Linked DNA regions of Homo sapiens: region 2 is linked to region 1. A link is an interaction called in ENCODE POLR2A ChIA-PET data of the cell type or tissue named here. Cell type or tissue: CD4-positive, alpha-beta T cell. All regions are shown on one strand.

The links. ChIA-PET counts read pairs that join two places held together with the same protein. Peaks named below come from ENCODE experiments on the same cell type or tissue, not always from the same donor. Only the 100,000 strongest peaks of a DNase experiment are listed, where the experiment ranks them.
Region 2: POLR2A ChIA-PET joins it to region 1 with 8 read pairs; 2 of 35 experiments call an interaction of 5 or more read pairs at or near these places.

Annotation. Positions count from the first base shown.
Region 1 is chr1:26,719,480-26,727,479 of GRCh38, reverse strand. The region is part of intron 1 of ARID1A (AT-rich interaction domain 1A); the gene reads right to left. Among named protein-coding and RNA genes, the nearest start is that of ARID1A, 27 kb to the right of the region's middle. RefSeq lists enhancers at 1,511-2,090, 2,091-2,670, 2,671-3,250, 3,066-4,351, 3,139-4,380 and 2 more. In CD4-positive, alpha-beta T cell, no CTCF peak of the experiment used is centred here; DNase peaks (open chromatin) are centred at 3,679 and 5,629; H3K4me3 peaks cover 609 bases; H3K27ac peaks cover 934 bases.
Region 2 is chr1:26,943,675-26,951,674 of GRCh38, reverse strand. It overlaps NUDC (nuclear distribution C, dynein complex regulator), which reads right to left. Exons shown (of 9, transcript NM_006600.4): 7 at 6,202-6,285; 8 at 5,989-6,107; 9 at 4,804-5,545. The coding sequence ends at 5,494. It overlaps KDF1 (keratinocyte differentiation factor 1), which reads left to right. Exons shown (of 4, transcript NM_152365.3): 2 at 1-333; 3 at 919-993; 4 at 1,524-2,113. The coding sequence ends at 1,606. Among named protein-coding and RNA genes, the nearest start is that of KDF1, 13 kb to the left of the region's middle. RefSeq lists a silencer at 3,143-3,437. In CD4-positive, alpha-beta T cell, no CTCF peak of the experiment used is centred here; no DNase peak of the experiment used is centred here.

The sequences.
Region 1 (8,000 bases):
TTTCTGTGATGGGTAACTATTCAACACTTGAAATATGACAAAGGAACTAAATTTTTATTTTTATTTACATTTAATTAATTTAAATTCACATAACTACATGTGGCTAGTGGCTTATTATGTTAGAGCAGTTCTAGGACAATGCTGTTCCCAAATCACTTCCACCACTCCCTGGTCAATAATAGTTCCAAACTTCCTAACTACTAAATCCTGCACAGTATTATTACATAGAGGGTAGTGTAGTAATTTGATAGACTTGGGTCCAAATCCTACCTCTCTCACCATCCTACCTTGAACACATCAGTTCTTTAAATGCACATAACACACTTCACACAGTGCCTGGTATTTAAATGTCCAATAAATGGTAGCGATTATCAGTAATGATAAAACAGTGCTTTTACCTGGCTCTAAAGCCCTCTACAATGTGAACCAGTTTTCCACATTTTTTCAGTCTCACTCCAAGATTCCCCACATACTGTACATGCCCAGCTCTATGCAATGGCATCCTGCCCTGCCCTCCTGTCCACAGTGGCTTCTAGTAACAGAAACTTGACCTTTCAAAATGAAGCCACTTCCCATATCTTCAGTACACTTTGATCTCTAACATTTCTAAATGCCCTATTGTAAATCCAGTTAGCATCCTAAGATTTAACACTTAGTTGCAGCTAACTATTCCAACTAACTGATTGCATTTCTCAAGACTAACTTCTGGGAAGCCAGAGATCAGGTGTTTTATCTTCAAAGCTCTCCCAAATACCAAAGTACAGAGCTTGGGCTCAGTGACTGTTCAATGTGCAATGCTGTCCTATTCCAAAAAAGGGTAGGAGACACTATGGGGACAAAGCCCAAATCAAACTATCTAGCCATAAAGCCAGGGTCATAGCCTAAATCTAACCCTAACACAGGGGTTATGACTTTGAAGGTAGAAAAAAAGTTGGACTGAAGTGAAAGATGAGAAAGAAGGATGAGAATATTCAAGGGAGAACAAGCACACTTTAAGAATAACCTGGCTGGGCGCAGTGTCTCACGCCTGTAATCCCAGCACTTTGGGAGGCCAAGGCAGGTGGATCACTTGAGGCCAGGAGTTGGGAGACAAGCCTGCCTAACATAGCAAAACCTCATCTCTACTAAAAACACAAAAATTAGCTGGGTGTGGCGGCACATGCCTATAAGTCCCAGCTACTCGGGAGGCTGAGGTATGAGAATCACTTGAACCTGGGAGGCGAAGACTGAAGCGAGCCGAGATCGAGCCACTGCACTCCATCCTGGGCAGCAGAGCAAGAGTCTGTCTCAAAAAAAAAAAAAAAACAAAAAAAAACAAACCCAAGGCTGGGCGCAGTGACTCATGCCTGTAAATCCCAACATTTTGGAAGACTGAGGCAGGTGAATCACTTGAGGTCAGGAGTTCCAGACCAGCCTGGCCAATATGGTGAAACCCCGTCTCTACTAAAATACAAAAATTAGCCGGACGTGGTGGCGCACGCCTGTTAATCCCAGCTACTCAGCAGGCTGAGGCAGGTGAACCACTTAAACCCAGAAGGCAGAAGCTGCAGCGAGCGGAGATTGTGCCACCGCACTCCAGCCTGGGCAACAGAGTGGGACTCTGTCTCAAAAAAAAAAAAAAAAAAAAGGTTTATACCAGAGAGAATTTCAGAACTGCAGGGGCATCCTCATATACACTGCTTAAAAACAAAAGGCTAAGGACAAGTCACCTTTTCCTCTCTCACACGGAGGCCTGCGCTCCCAATTGAGTACAGCTACTTACATGGGGGCTATAAAGGGTTCAAGGAATGTCCCACCTCAACTTTAGGAAATCTTTGTAGACCAAAAATAAATGTACATCAAAGAAATTTTTATTCTAAAAATAAAATTAATATGCTTTCTTTTTCTGGTCGTCAGATTTTTGACTCCCTCCCATCACAAAAGGCTTATGATCAACAGAATATGCAGCTTATTTGGCAAACTAAATATATATTCAGTTCAAACAATCAGATTATTCTGATCTCATGTAAAAGTTAGACATCTGCTCAAATCAGAAGGGGAGGTGAGCAGGGACATAACTCACACTTATGACATTTAAAACCATCGTGAAATATTTGTGATTTGCAGTTACAGATGAAATGCCATCTCCCAATCTCTCGTAACAGAGAAGGGGCCTTAAATATTCACTAATCAGTTTTATTGGAAAGTAGCAATTTCAGACCAGAAAAATCCCTACATGCAAGATACAAAAGCCAGTATCAGCAGTCTGCAGGCACAAGGCAGGGGATGGAAACTCCAAACCCTAGCTGCAAAAAGCCAGAGATTCCACTCTGGGAAAGACAGAGGAAATCCTTTCAATGGGAAACCACAGGAGTAGATTACTGTGATTACACTTCAAAAGCAAAGGCTCTGCCACAGAGACACATAATTGAGAGGAAAATGCTGCCCCTTGATCAGCAAAGTCGGGCCCCCTGCTATATACTCTCCTGCATTCATAAAAAATAAAAATAAAAAAGGGGGAAAGAGCCATAAGAAAACTCCTCATCTCCATCTACCACTTACCACCTCCTTCCAGATCACTGGCCATGTTATAAACTGCCTGCCAAATGAAATGTATCAAAAGATGCAGTTTAGGGGCATCAAAGGCAAGGATGCCTAGCAGCTTGTCCTTCCGAATATATTCAGAACAAACAGCTAGCAGACAGACCCCTTGCATAGGGAGTTCCCCTGCTCCAAGCCAATAGAATTACAAGACCCTCCAGACTAGCTGGCTACTGGAACCTCTTACAACTTCTTATTGCATCAAGGAAAACCAAAATGACCCCCAAAAACGGCTGAAATAACAGACTAGACTTTTAAGGTAGACCTGGGCTGAATGTCTTATAACCCAAAGTAACCACTTTGTGAAACTCACAGATTAAAATAGCTGCAAATTCTCCATCTGACCATGACCGAGGAGAGAGCAGAGAAGACAGAGCCAAGAACTCAAAACTTCTAAGCAGAGATATACCATTCACAAAAATGTACCACCCGTGGCAGTGGCACCAGGAAAGAGAAACTTCATAATTTTATTTAAATAAAAGTCCAACTGAGGAAAGCTCCAGTTCCAATCCAAGGAAATAGAAAGAAGTGACCAGGCGGCAACCCTAAGGAGCTAAATTTAGTACTCAACAGTGCCAAGGGCCAGCAAGAATAAGAACAGAGAGGGTTGGGCCAGGAGCTGCCAAAAAGGTGTCCATCAGAGAGGAGAAGTCTTGACCACTACTCATTTTATCATCCTAAATGCTAACTAGTTGGGGCTAGTGTAAACCTAGAGCTATAACCTTGGCTTTTGGACATTTAAGTATTATTACTCCTTGTGCTTTCAATTTATTCCTGGCTAGATTTGTTATATGACTTTTAATAATAATAATTAAAAAAATGCATCCCTGGCTCTTTAACCAAAAGAACCCCCCTAATTGATTCCCACAGTAATTAACCTGCATTTTACCTCAGAGAGCGGTAGTTAAGGAAGTCGGCACTGCTATTTATAACTCATCTCAAATTGAGGGCAGACTGCCTAAAATCTAACACATCCCAGCTGTACTCCTGTTTGAACTGGGGCCAAGGGAATTTTTTAAAGCAATCTTGGCACCGAATGAATGACACCAACAGTATGAGAGCGCGAGTGGTTGTGTTGTGGTGACGTAGCATTGGAGGTGGAATGGAGAGGGGGGCCAGTGTACTGTGATCCCTCTGGTGCATGCCTGCTGCTTGCTGAGTCCCAGTACAGTAAGCTGGGAACCGCCCACTGAGAGCCAAACACAGGAAAAGGCTTTTCCTGTGGAACGCCTTGAAGTGAGAAACACATGGCTAATCTGCATAAACTCGAAGCCACACCGCCCCTGCCAGGAAGGTTAGTGCTCGTAATCTCTGGCCATGAAGCTGGCTGCCTGGGAGGACTTGGACTGGCGCCTGATAACCCAGAAAGAGCCGAGAGAACAGATGGGTAAGGACCCCAGCAGAAAACAGCCCCAGGTCACATGACTCGCCACATGGCCCCGCCAGCACAAACTATTGTCTGGCTTCAGAGCTCCCTATACAAAGGCACCCCGTCCTCCGCTTCCTGTGATTCCAGGGACAGGCGACAGCTGTTGATCCAGTTCCAGTATGGGACCCTCCCCTGTGATAGGGCATTCCAGGCAGGGGCAAGTGTAAAAATTAAGGCCTCTCCCAACCAACAGCTTTCAGCTTCCTGCCAGCTGCACGTGGCTCACTTAGATCTCAGGAGTAATATCTTAGGACAGACTAGGCTTCCACCAAAAAAATCACCCTATGTACCCTGGTACATAAAATGACCAGCATAAATCATTCTCATTGTCCCTTCTCTCCCCAGCCAGACAACTGTATCTAACGCCCCTTATCCTGTCTTTTCTATATCCCCTAGTATTTCAGACCTTCTTTGAAGACTAGTCAAGAACCCCTAGCCCCCAATTGAGGAGAAATTGTCCAGAAACATGTTTGTCTTAGTTTTACTCCTAGACCCCGCCTCCTAAAATAAGGAGACTACCTTCATCTTGTTTTAAATAGTGGGGAAACATGACTTTTTATATGACCTAGGACAATAAGAGATTTCTAACCTCCTATTTGGCCTCAACAGAGACAACACTAAAGATTTCCTGAAGCCAAGCTGATGACAGGAAAATAAAAAAATCTCATTAGATTATACCAACACCTGTCACAGGGAATCAAACCCACTCAGCCTATGATTCTCTTCATTCATAACCTAGGAACCATAACTCAGTTTTCTACTTCACAATTCCTTCATTCTAGTTCATTCAAGTTCTAAACAAACTGACCATCTGCCTTTGGTGAGAGAGGAATCAACAACTAGTTTGCAACTACCACTCCCCAAAAAAGTTTTGTTTTTTAAAAATTCTTTCAAACTTCCATAAATTTCCAAGTGGAATAAAAATTGGCCAGACGCAGTGACTCACGCATGTAATCCCAACACGTTGGGTGGCCAAGGCGGCAGATCGCCTGAGGTCAGGAGCTTGAGACCAGGCTGGCCAACATGGTGAAACCCCGTCTCTACTAAAAATACCAAAATTAGCCTGGCATGGTGGCACGTGCCTGTAATCCCAGCTACTCGGGAGGCTGAGGCAGGAGAATCGCTTGAACCTGGGAGGCAGAGGTTGTAGTGAGCAGAGATCACACCACTGCACTCCAGCCTGGGTGACAGAGCAAGGCTCTATCTTGAAAACAAACAAAAAAAACCACCACAAAAATCAGTGAAAAGTTCTATCTACCCCATTCTGCTTACAGAAACCATTCTAGAAGATCAGACACATTCCCCTTTGCAGACTTAGCCCATTCCAATGATATCCCCTGAAGCACTAGCCTGATCAAACCTCCAGGAAGGCGCTTGCAACCAGATGTCAAACCAAGAACATCTAGAAAGTGATGTAAAACAAGACAAAGGCCTCATTCTCTTCTGGGCTTAGAGATATATAGACTACCATATCTCTATCCTTCCAGACCAGAAGATAAGAGAAAACTCACTAAGGTTAGAAGAAGGAGACCAAAAGGGGAAGAGTCATTGAATCATGTAGCAAAACTCAATCAGATTATGAGAAACAACCATAATAACCACCTCACAGCTGTCTACCAAAAAGAGGCATGCCAGAAAAACCACAACCAAGTGACTGATGCTTCTTCACTTCTTTGGCACCAGAAAGGGCCCTTCAAATAAAGCAGCTACAGCATCAAACTAATGAATCCCAACAAATGATAAGTCCTTCTCTCTTCATCCAGGGCACTTTCATTAGCCACATTTTCCATAACAGGTGGCTATCATCATTTCCAGAGAAAATGCTCTTCCTAAAATGATGAAGATCACTTTTTCCTAAGACTAAACTTAACCAATTTCTCCCTATTTCAAACAAATTACAAAAGCCACTAAGGAAACCAAGTAACTTCTCTGGAAAAAATCCTTTCAGGTACTGCTTAAAACCAAGGGTTGCCAGGCGCGGTGGCTCACGCCTGTAATCCCAGCACTTTGGGAGGCCGAGGAGGGCGGATCATGAGTTCGAGACCAGCCTGGCCAATATGGTGAAACCTGGTCTCTACTGAAAATACAAATATTAGCCGGGTGTGATGGCACGCGCCTGTAGTCCCAGCTACTTGGGAGGCTGAGGCAGGAGAATCACTTGAACCTGGGAGGTGGAGGTCACAGTGAGCCGAGATCGCACCACTGCACTCCAGCCTGGGTGACAGAGTGAGACTCGGTCTCAAAACAAAAACAAAAACAAAAACAAACCAGGGTGACCAAAACAATAGTAAGACCCCAAGAAAACTATGAAACAAGAACCAAAATGTCATCTCATAAAATTAAACGTCCCCTTCTTTACAACTTTTTATCTCAAAAGGCAGCAGTACAACCAGGTGCAAAGAGCAGTAAACTGAGAGGCAGTAAGTACATCTGGGGTCCAATCCCAGTTCTCAGACCAACTTCCTGAGGGAGTGGTCAAGACAATCAACCAGGTTGAACCTCAACCTCCTCAGCTACTCAATCCAATTCTACCCTCCAGATTCTTAATTAGCAGGTCTGGGATGGGGGCCGGGCCAGGAATCTTTTTTTTTTTTTCTTTTGAGACAGGGTGTCTCAATCTGTCACCCCGGCTGGAGTGCAGTGGTGCAATCATGGCCCACTGCAGCCTCAACCTCCTATCCTGGGCTCAGGTGATCCTCCCACCTCAGCCTCCTGAGTAGCTGGGACTATAAGCACATGCCATCATAGCCAGTTTTTGTAGAGATGGGGTTTCACCATGTTCCCAGGCTGTTCTTCAACTCCTAAGCTCAAGTGATCTGCCAGCTTCAGCCTCCCAAAGTGCTGGGATTATAGGCATGAGCCACTGCGCCCAGCCAGGAATCTGTATTTTTAATCTTAAGAGAGTCTCGTATCCAGTCTGGGAGCATTTGGGCTACATGCCCAAAGGTTAACTGACAATCAAATAAATTAAGGTTGTACCTTTTTTTTTTTTTTGAGATGGAGTCTTGTTTGCTCTGTCGCCCATGCTGGAGTGCAATGACGCCATCTCAGCTCACTGCAACCTCCACCTCCCGGTTTCATGTGATTCTCCTGCCACAGTCACCCTAGCAGTTGGGATTACAGACCTGTGCCACCAGGGCCTGCTAATTTTTTTATTTTTGGTAAAGACAGGATTTCATCATGTTGGCCAATCTGGAAGGTTGTACCTTTTTTTTTTTTTTCGAGACAGAGCCTCGCTCTGTCACCAGGCTGGAGTGCAGTGCGTGACCTCGGCTGACTCCAACTTATGCCTCTCGGGTTCAAGCAATTCTCCTACCTCAACCTCCTGAGTAGCTGAGATTACAGGTGCATGCCACCATGCCCGGCTAATTTTTGTATTTTTAGTAGCAACGGGGTTTCACCATGTTGGTCAGGCTGGTCTCAAACACCTGACCTCGTGATCCACCTGCCTCAGCCTCCCAAAGTGCTGGGATTACAGGTGTGAGCCACCACGCCCAGCCCAGTTGTACCTTTTTTTTTTTTTTTTTTTGAGACGGACTTTCACTTTTGTTGCCCAGGCTAGAGTGTAATGGCGCGATCTCGGCTCATTGCAACTTCTGCCTCCCGGGTTCAAGCAATTCTCCTGTCTCAGCCTCCCGAGTAGCTGGGATTACAGGCGCATGTCACCATGCCCGGCTAATTTTTGTATTTTTAGTAGAGACGGGTTTTCATCACATTGGTCAGGCTGGTCTCCAACTCCTGACCTCAGGTGATCTGCCCGCCTCAGCCTCCCAAAGTGCTGGGATTACAGGCGTGAGCCACTGTGCCCGGCCTCAGTTGTACCTTTTTAAAAAGAAAAAAAAAAAAAGTATAGAGTTTCACACCACTTTAAGCAAGTCACTTCATCCCTTGGCACCAGAATCATCTTTAAACAGGGATTAAAAACTGTTTAACAAAAATATGAGACAGTTCAAACGATAAGTATGTGAAATGCCTGTTATAGTGCAAATCC
Region 2 (8,000 bases), 220 kb before region 1:
GCCGAGAAATTGATGTGCTCATCTTCAAGAAGCTGACAGAGCTGTTCAGCGTACACCAGATCGATGAGCTGGCCAAGTGCACATCAGACACTGTGTTCCTGGAGAAGACCAGTAAGATCTCGGACCTTATCAGCAGCATCACGCAGGACTACCACCTGGATGAGCAGGATGCTGAGGGCCGCCTGGTACGCGGCATCATTCGCATTAGTACCCGAAAGAGCCGTGCTCGCCCACAGACCTCGGAGGGTCGTTCAACTCGGGCTGCTGCCCCAACCGCTGCTGCCCCTGACAGTGGCCATGAGACCATGGTGGGCTCAGGTCTCAGCCAGGATGGTAGGTGGGGGCCCCATGGGGCTGAGGGGCAGAGTAGGGGAGGCTCTGGCCAGGGGAGGGTTGGAATGGGGTCTTTAGTCACTGTGGGTCTACCCCTCAGCCAGTCCCTGCCTTTCCTCCTCCTTTCTGTCAACTCTTGCATCCCCTCTCCCCAGCTCCCACTCTGGCCCTTCCTGGTGAGGTCCGAGCAAGGCTGAGAGAAGCATGCAGACCCTGGGAGAGCTCTCTGGCCATCGCTGCTGTCCCCAGAAAGGTCAAGGTTCCCTCTGCATTCAACAAGTTTACCCAAAAGGCTCCTCTCCTCTGCTGTCTCCTGCCAGAGTAGCTTCTAGGCCTGGTCTGGTGAACAGGACCTAGGGACCCACATGAATTTGGGCCTCTGACCTGTTCTGGGCTAACCAAAACTCCCACTCATCCATCACTCTGCGCATGCACACGTTGTCTATGTCTCTGTCTTTAAGCATTATTTTTCTAGCCCTGCCCAGGAGTGAGTGGCTCCTCCCTCATCGGGCTGGGAACAGAAGTAGGAAATAGGGTTGAAAGAACGTGCTAATGACCACTGCTTGCCTCACGTTCCCTCCCTAGAGCTGACAGTGCAGATCTCCCAGGAGACGACTGCAGATGCCATCGCCCGGAAGCTGAGGCCTTATGGAGCTCCAGGTGTGGTCTTGACCTAATGAGGGGTGTGGAGGGTGGGGGACTACCCTAGGGGCCCCTCACCTGCTGCTCTCCCAGCTTTCTTTTGGGGTGATGAGGATGACATCAAAAAGGGACGGGGACCTAAGCAGCCACAGACCTGTCTCCATCTAGCAAGCTGGCTTAAAGTGGGTGCAGGTGCCCAGAACAGGCAAGCTGAAAGTGATCAGACCCCAACCTTCAAGCCCAGATGACTAGGAAAGTAGTGGGTGGGGAGCCATCCAGCATGGTGCTGGAAAGACACCCGTGTGGTTCTGTTGCGGTCTTCTTGCCCTTGACAACAACCCCCTGGGAGTGGAATCATTATCCTTTTACAGAAAGGGAGGCTAGGGCTCAGAGAGGTCAATAAACTGAGTGGGTCATCCAGCCAGGATCAGACTGACCCAGGCTCAAGTCCCACTCTGCTCCTTCTCAGCAGGCTTCTCCCTGGTCATGGGATCTGGATGAGCTCCTTCCCCTGAGCCTGTTTCCTCCTCTCCTCTCCTTCCTACCAGGGTACCCAGCAAGCCATGACTCATCCTTCCAGGGCACCGACACAGACTCGTCGGGGGCACCCTTGCTCCAGGTGTACTGCTAACCCCTGCCAGGCCCAGCTGCCACACCCTTTCTGGGAGAAGCATGGCCTACAGAATGAAGAGGGGGACCAGGAACCCCTGTGGGAGAGGCTTAGACCTGAAGCAGTGCCCACTCTGGCTCCTCCTGCCTTGGCTGACTGGGTTCCTGGACCATGTGCATTTCACTGGGCCATGGGATCTACATCTCCTTGCATCCCCAGCTGGTCTGATCCCTGCCAGGGCCCCTTCCTTCCTGCTCATGGTCTTCAGGTGGCCTGATCATGGAAAGTAAGGAGTTAGGCATTACCTTCTGGGAGTGAACCCTGACTCCATCCCCCTATTGCCACCCTAACCAATCATGCAAACTTCTCCCTCCCTGGGGTAATTCAACAGTTAAAAGAAGCTTATCTTAAATGTATTGTATTGGGGGGTGGGCAGGGCCCACTCTATGTTATGTTAAGGAGTTGGTTCTGGTTCTTGGCTGATGTTCTGTATCTTAACATGACCACAGTTTGTAAGTACAAAGGTAATTGGTATCTGCCTGCTTTCTTGGCTGTCCTTTCTCTCCCATCTGCCTCACTTAACTGCTGCCCAGAGCAGGAGACAGGATATGTGTCCAGCCTGGCTTAGTGCCCTGCAGTTAAAGTAGGAAGGATAAAATGGGAGTAATGCTGCCCCCATTTCAGGTTCACTGTGAGTTCCAGGAGATAAAGAACCAAGCACAGAGTCTGTGCCTGAGAAAGGTTGGATAAATGGTTTCTGACATTGTTTGAGAGGTTCTTCTAGGGAGGCCTGTCCGAACTGCCTCTGCTCTCCCAGTCCACTGCCTGCAGGCTGGCCTGCTTCTGCCCAGCCCACAGTTTCCCCAAAGCCTTGATCATTTGTTGGCCCTACCCAGCCTTGGACCTGCTGCTCCCCTTCCACTCTCTCTGTGGTAGTAACAGAGCACTGTGGTTTTTTTTTTTTTTTTTTTTTTTTTGAGATGGAGTTTTTGCTCTTGTTGCCCAAGCTGCTGGAGTGCAATGGCACAATCTTGGCTCACTGCAACCTCCGCCTCTCGGGTTCAAGCGATTCTTCTAACTTAGCCTCCCGAGCAGTTGGGATTACAGGCATGCGCCACCACGCACAAATAATTTTGTATTTTTTAGTAGAGACAGGGTTTCTCCATGTTGGTCAGGCTGGTCTCGAACTCCTGACCTCAGGTGATCCGCCCGCCTCGGCCTCCCAAAGTGCCGGGATTAGAGGCGTGAGCCACCGCGCCTGGCCAGCACTGTGGTTTTCACCAGTATCTTCTTGGCCTCTCCAATAACGTTGGAGAAAGGACATTATTCTTTCACAGAGAGGAAACGTGGGGCTCACAGTGAGGTCAAGGAACTTAGTGGGACACGCAGTTAGTAACTGTGGCTCTGGCCTTGCTGGGGCAGATGCAGAATCCCTTCATTAGGTAGCAGAGCCCAGATGAGTTCAGAAGGATCCTACTTGGCTGCTCCTCACACACAGGCTTATCTACTGGTCCTCTTTCAGCAGAGAGGCCGGGGCAGGCCCACCAGCCCATTCTTAATTAACAAACAAGCTAGAAAGTGTTGAGGATCCCCCCACTCCAGCTCCCATCTGACCTGCTGCCCCCACCGCCCTTTTTATTGTTCCGAAAGGCACCCTTTGGAAAGTAACTACTAGACAAATTGTACTTGTTTGTCCAGTTTCCTAAGGGAAACAGGATGATCTCTCAGGGCTATGAACATAGGGTTCAGTTCTAACTCCAGGCTCTGCTGTCGCATCCGGGTCAAGGCCTCCAAAAGATTAAAATGACCACGGGGCAGAACAGGAGTACAGAGCGGTAGAGTGACACCACGAACCAAGCCTCAGCCCTAGAGCACCATTTTCCAAACCTAGCCTTTTAAACCATTATTTGCATTCCCAGGAAAAAAAAAAAGGTTTAGCAAGTTTGGAAAACAGACAAAGCTATGTACTGCATAGCCTCTCTGAAATCTTTAACAAGCTATTCTGAATTTTTTTTTTCCCCGAGACAGAGTCTCGCTCTATTGCCCAGGCTGGAGTGCAGTGGCACGATCTTGGCTCGCCACAACCTCAGCCTCCCAGGTTCAAGTGATTCGCCTGCCTCAGCCTCCCAAGTAGCTGTGATTACAGGCACGTGCCACCACACCCAGCTTTTTCTTTTCTTTTTGGAGACGGAGTCTCACTCTGTTGCTCAGGCTGGAGTGCAGTGGCGCGATATCTGCTCACTGCAAGCTCCACCTCCTGGGTTCACACCATTCTCCTGCCTCAGCCTCCCAAGTAGCTGGGACTACAGGCGCCCGCCACCACACCCGGCTAATTTTTTGTATTTTTAGTAGAGACAGGGTTTCACCATGTTAGCCAGGATGGTCTCGATCTCCTGACCTTGTGGTCCACCCACCTTGGCCTCCCAAAGTGCTGGGATTACAGGCCTGGGCCACCGCACCCGGCCAACACCCAGCTAACTTTTTATATTTTTGGCAGAAATGGAGTTTCTCCATGTTGGCCAGGCTGGTTTCGAACTCCTGACGTCAAGTGATCTGCCTGCCTTGGCCTCCCAAAGTGCTGGGATTACAGGCGTGAGCTACTGTGCCCAGCTATTCTCAAATTCTAAAAAAAACATCTGTGTTCCAGAAATTTAGGAGCCAAAGAACTAAGCACTCACAGCAAGTCAACCTAGACATTCTTGCTATAACCTCTGTGGCCCAAGCATTCTGACCTCCACTCTCTAGCCAAAGTGGGGCAGGGGTCAGCTCTGTGGGCTGGATCTGAGCAAAGGGGAGCACCTCTTCAGCCCTGGGAGCTGGCTTTGAGAAGGCCTAGAATCTGCAGAGGTCCAGGTCTGAGATACAAACAATGGAGCCTCACTGGACTTTACTCTGTCCTCCTGGTAAGGTCCCTGTACCACACACACCAGATCTGAGGCCTGAGCTGTCCTCCTGGTACCCCTCCCCTGAGCCAGGCAGTGTCACCTTGGCCCTTGCTGCTCTTCTGCCCTGGGACACAATAGTCTCTAGTTTCAAGAATACTTGATTCACGGCTAGAGGGCAGACCCGCTGCAGTGGGAAGTAAAAATCAGATCAACAAGTCCAGCGGTCTTAAAACTTTTTTGGGTCATGCGCCCCTTTGAGAATCTGACATGTGTTCTGGTCTCTGTAGCCAGAAAAACTCAACCTTTGCTCAGAAACATACATAGACTAAAAGCCTTGTTTTATTTATTTATTTTTTTGAGATGGAGTCTCTGTCACCCATGCTGGAGTGAAGTAGTGCAATCTCGGCTCACTGCAACCTCCGCCACCCGGGTTCAAGCGATTCTCCTGCCTCAGCCTCCCGAGTAGCTGGGATTACAGGTGTGCACCACCACACCCGGCTAATTTTTGTATTTTTAGTAGAGACTGGGTTTCTCCATGTTGGCCAAGCTGGTCTCAAACTCCTGACATCAGGTGATCTGCTCCCCTCAGCCTCCCAAAGTGCTGGGATTACAGACATGAACCATCACACCCGGCCAAGCCTTGTTTTAATCTTTAAGTAATGAGAAACTGAGGCCCAGAGAGGGGCAAGGATGTGCCCTAGGTCACATGGCAGAATCTGGGCTAGAAGCCAAACTCCCAGTTCCCAGCAGCAGCCGTAAGAGGCCTGTGCCCCAGAGAAAGGCCAGAGGCAAGAGAGGACACAGAAGGAGCTGGGCAAATCGTTTTAATGTGTAACAGTAGGCCAACTGGGGAGGACAAGGTCCCAAGACCCAGCCTTTCTCCTGATGCCCCGGGACCTGTGTGCCTGGGCCAGTCCCATGCCTGCCCCAAGCCCTGAGGCCCACAAGTCCCAGAGAAGAGTGGGAAAGAAAGTTGGGTGGTTGCAGCTCAGCCCCAAGAGTTCAGGGAGGAAAAAACAGGGGCTAGTTGAATTTAGCCTTGGAAAAATCCATCTCCGGATGTTGATCCATGAACCTGGAGAAACGGAAGCAAGATGAAACAGCTCATCCTTCTCTTCTAAAGCTGTCCCTTCTCCCAGCACCCCCGTGTCAAGTCTAATCTCTTTAGACCTCAGCAACACCAAGCCAGGCTGGGCAGGAGCAGGGCCCAGGGTATCTGAGACGCATTTGAGTCCCGAGGCTGGAAGCTGAGGCACCAACACTGGCATTGTTTTCCTGTAGGTGGCAATGACCGCCTGTTACCCCTTCCCTCCTATCATGCACCATGAGCCGGCCTTGCCCTCAAGATGACCTCAGCAAATGACAAGAGTAGGCAAGCCAAAGCCATAAAGCCATAAACATGGCTGGAAAGGGGGCAGGGCAGCTCCTGAGGCAGCGCAGTGATCCACTCACTGCTGTCACCGAAGTCTAAGCCCCCAGGCACCCACGGTCCCCCAACCCCGTCTCTGAATTGCTCACTTCTTCAGAATCTCCTGTTTCTTCTGTTCGTCTGAAGTTGGCAGCCCCATGGACTTCTGTCGCTGGTCATACATCATCTTTTCCACCATGCTGCGAGTCTCACTGTCCAGGTCTGACAGCTGAGGGCAGGCAGTGACAGGAATCGGTGAAGCTCTGGAAACAACGAGGCCCCTCACCTTCCTGCTGAAGCTCCCCCAACCAGCCAGGGCTCACCTTGGAATTCTCAGGGTTAATCTTCTTGGTGTTGATCTCAGGGTCACTGGACACCAAGCGGCTCCACCACTCCATCTTATTGATCTGTGAAGAGAACAACCAGAGGGTGGGAGGTGGCCTGCTCTGTGCACCAGGAATCACCCCTTAACCCTTTCACAACCAAACTCTCTCCCATCCACATCCTGCACCTGAGACCCTTGCAGGCCTACACTGGATCCAGAGGTACAAGACTGTGCCCTTCCTGCAGCTAGGGGAGACACAGAGGCAAAGAGTTACAAATCAGTGTGATAAGGGAAAGAAGAAAGCAGAAAGGGAGATATTCATCCAGGGTGGAGGGAGAAAAGTTTGAAAGTGACACTCGGGCTGAGTCTTAAGACACAAAGCAGTATTCCAGATTTAAAATGGGAAGAAAATAAATATATATATTTTTTGAGATGGAGTCTTGTTCTTCTTGTCCAGGCTGGAGTGCTGTGGCACCATCTCGGCTCACTGCAACCTCTGCCTCCCGGGTTCAAGCAATTCTCCGGCCTCAGCCTCCCGAGTAACTGGGATTATAGGCATGCACCACCACACCTGGCTAATTTTTGTATTTTTAGTAGAGACGGGGCTTCACCATATTGGGCCAGGCTGGTCTCAAACTCCTGACCTCAGATGATCTGCCTGCCTCAGTCTCCCAAAGTGTTGGGATTACAGGTGTGAGCCACCATGTGCAGTGGTGCAGTCAGCTCACTGCAACCTCCACCTCCTGGGTTCAAGCGATTCTCCTGCCTCAGACTCCCAAGTAGCTGGGATTACAGGCGCCCACCACCATGCCCAGCTAATTTTTTGTATTTTTATTAGAGATGGGGTTTGCCATCTTGGCCAGGCTGGTCTCAAACTCCTGACCTCGTGATCTGCCCACCTCAGCCTCCCAAAGCGCTAGGATTACAGGCATGAGCTACCACGCCCAGCCAGAAAAAGTTTTTAAGCAGGGAAGTGCCAGGTGCAGTGGCTCCTACCTGTAATCCCAACACTTTGGGAAGCCAAGGCAGGAAGATCCCTTGAGCCCAGGAGTTTCAGACCAGCCTGGGCAACATGAGACCCTGTCTTTACAAAAAACATTTAAAAATTAGCCAGGTAGGGTGGCGCTCGCAGTTACTCAGGAAGCTGAGGTGGGAGGGTCGTTTGAGCCCGGGAGGTCAAGGCTGCAGTAAGCCGTGATTGCGCCACTGCATTCCAGCCTGGGTGAGAACAAGACCCTGTCTCAAAAAATAAAAAATAAATTTAAAAGGCAGGGAAAGGGCTGGGCATGGTGGCTCACACCTGTAATCCCAGCACTTTGGGAGGCCGAGGTGGGCGGATCACAAGGTCAGGAGATCGAGACCATCCTGGCTAACACGGTGAAACCCTGTCTCTACTAAAAAATAGAAAACAAAACAGACAAAAAAAAAAATACAGGCATGGTGGCGGGCGCCTGTAGTCCCAGCTACACTGGAGGCTGAAGCAGGAGAATGGCATGAACCCAGGAGGCGGAGCTCGCAGTGAGCCGAGATCGCGCCACTGCACTCCAGCCTGGGCGACAAAGCAAGTGCAGAGGCATGGAGGGGTGAGTGAGTGAAGGCAGCCAGTGCCAGTCGGACAGGCTGTTACAGGGTCTTATGTGCCCTGGGAAGTTCTCCTCAGACCCTTGGCCCTTTTCAGACCACCTTTATTTACTGATCTCTGTGTCCTACCTCTCTGTAAAGGCAGTGAGGTTGAGAATGAAGGCTTCCTGAGGGCACATATTTTCCTATGTTTTGTTCACTGTTCTCTTTCCAGCA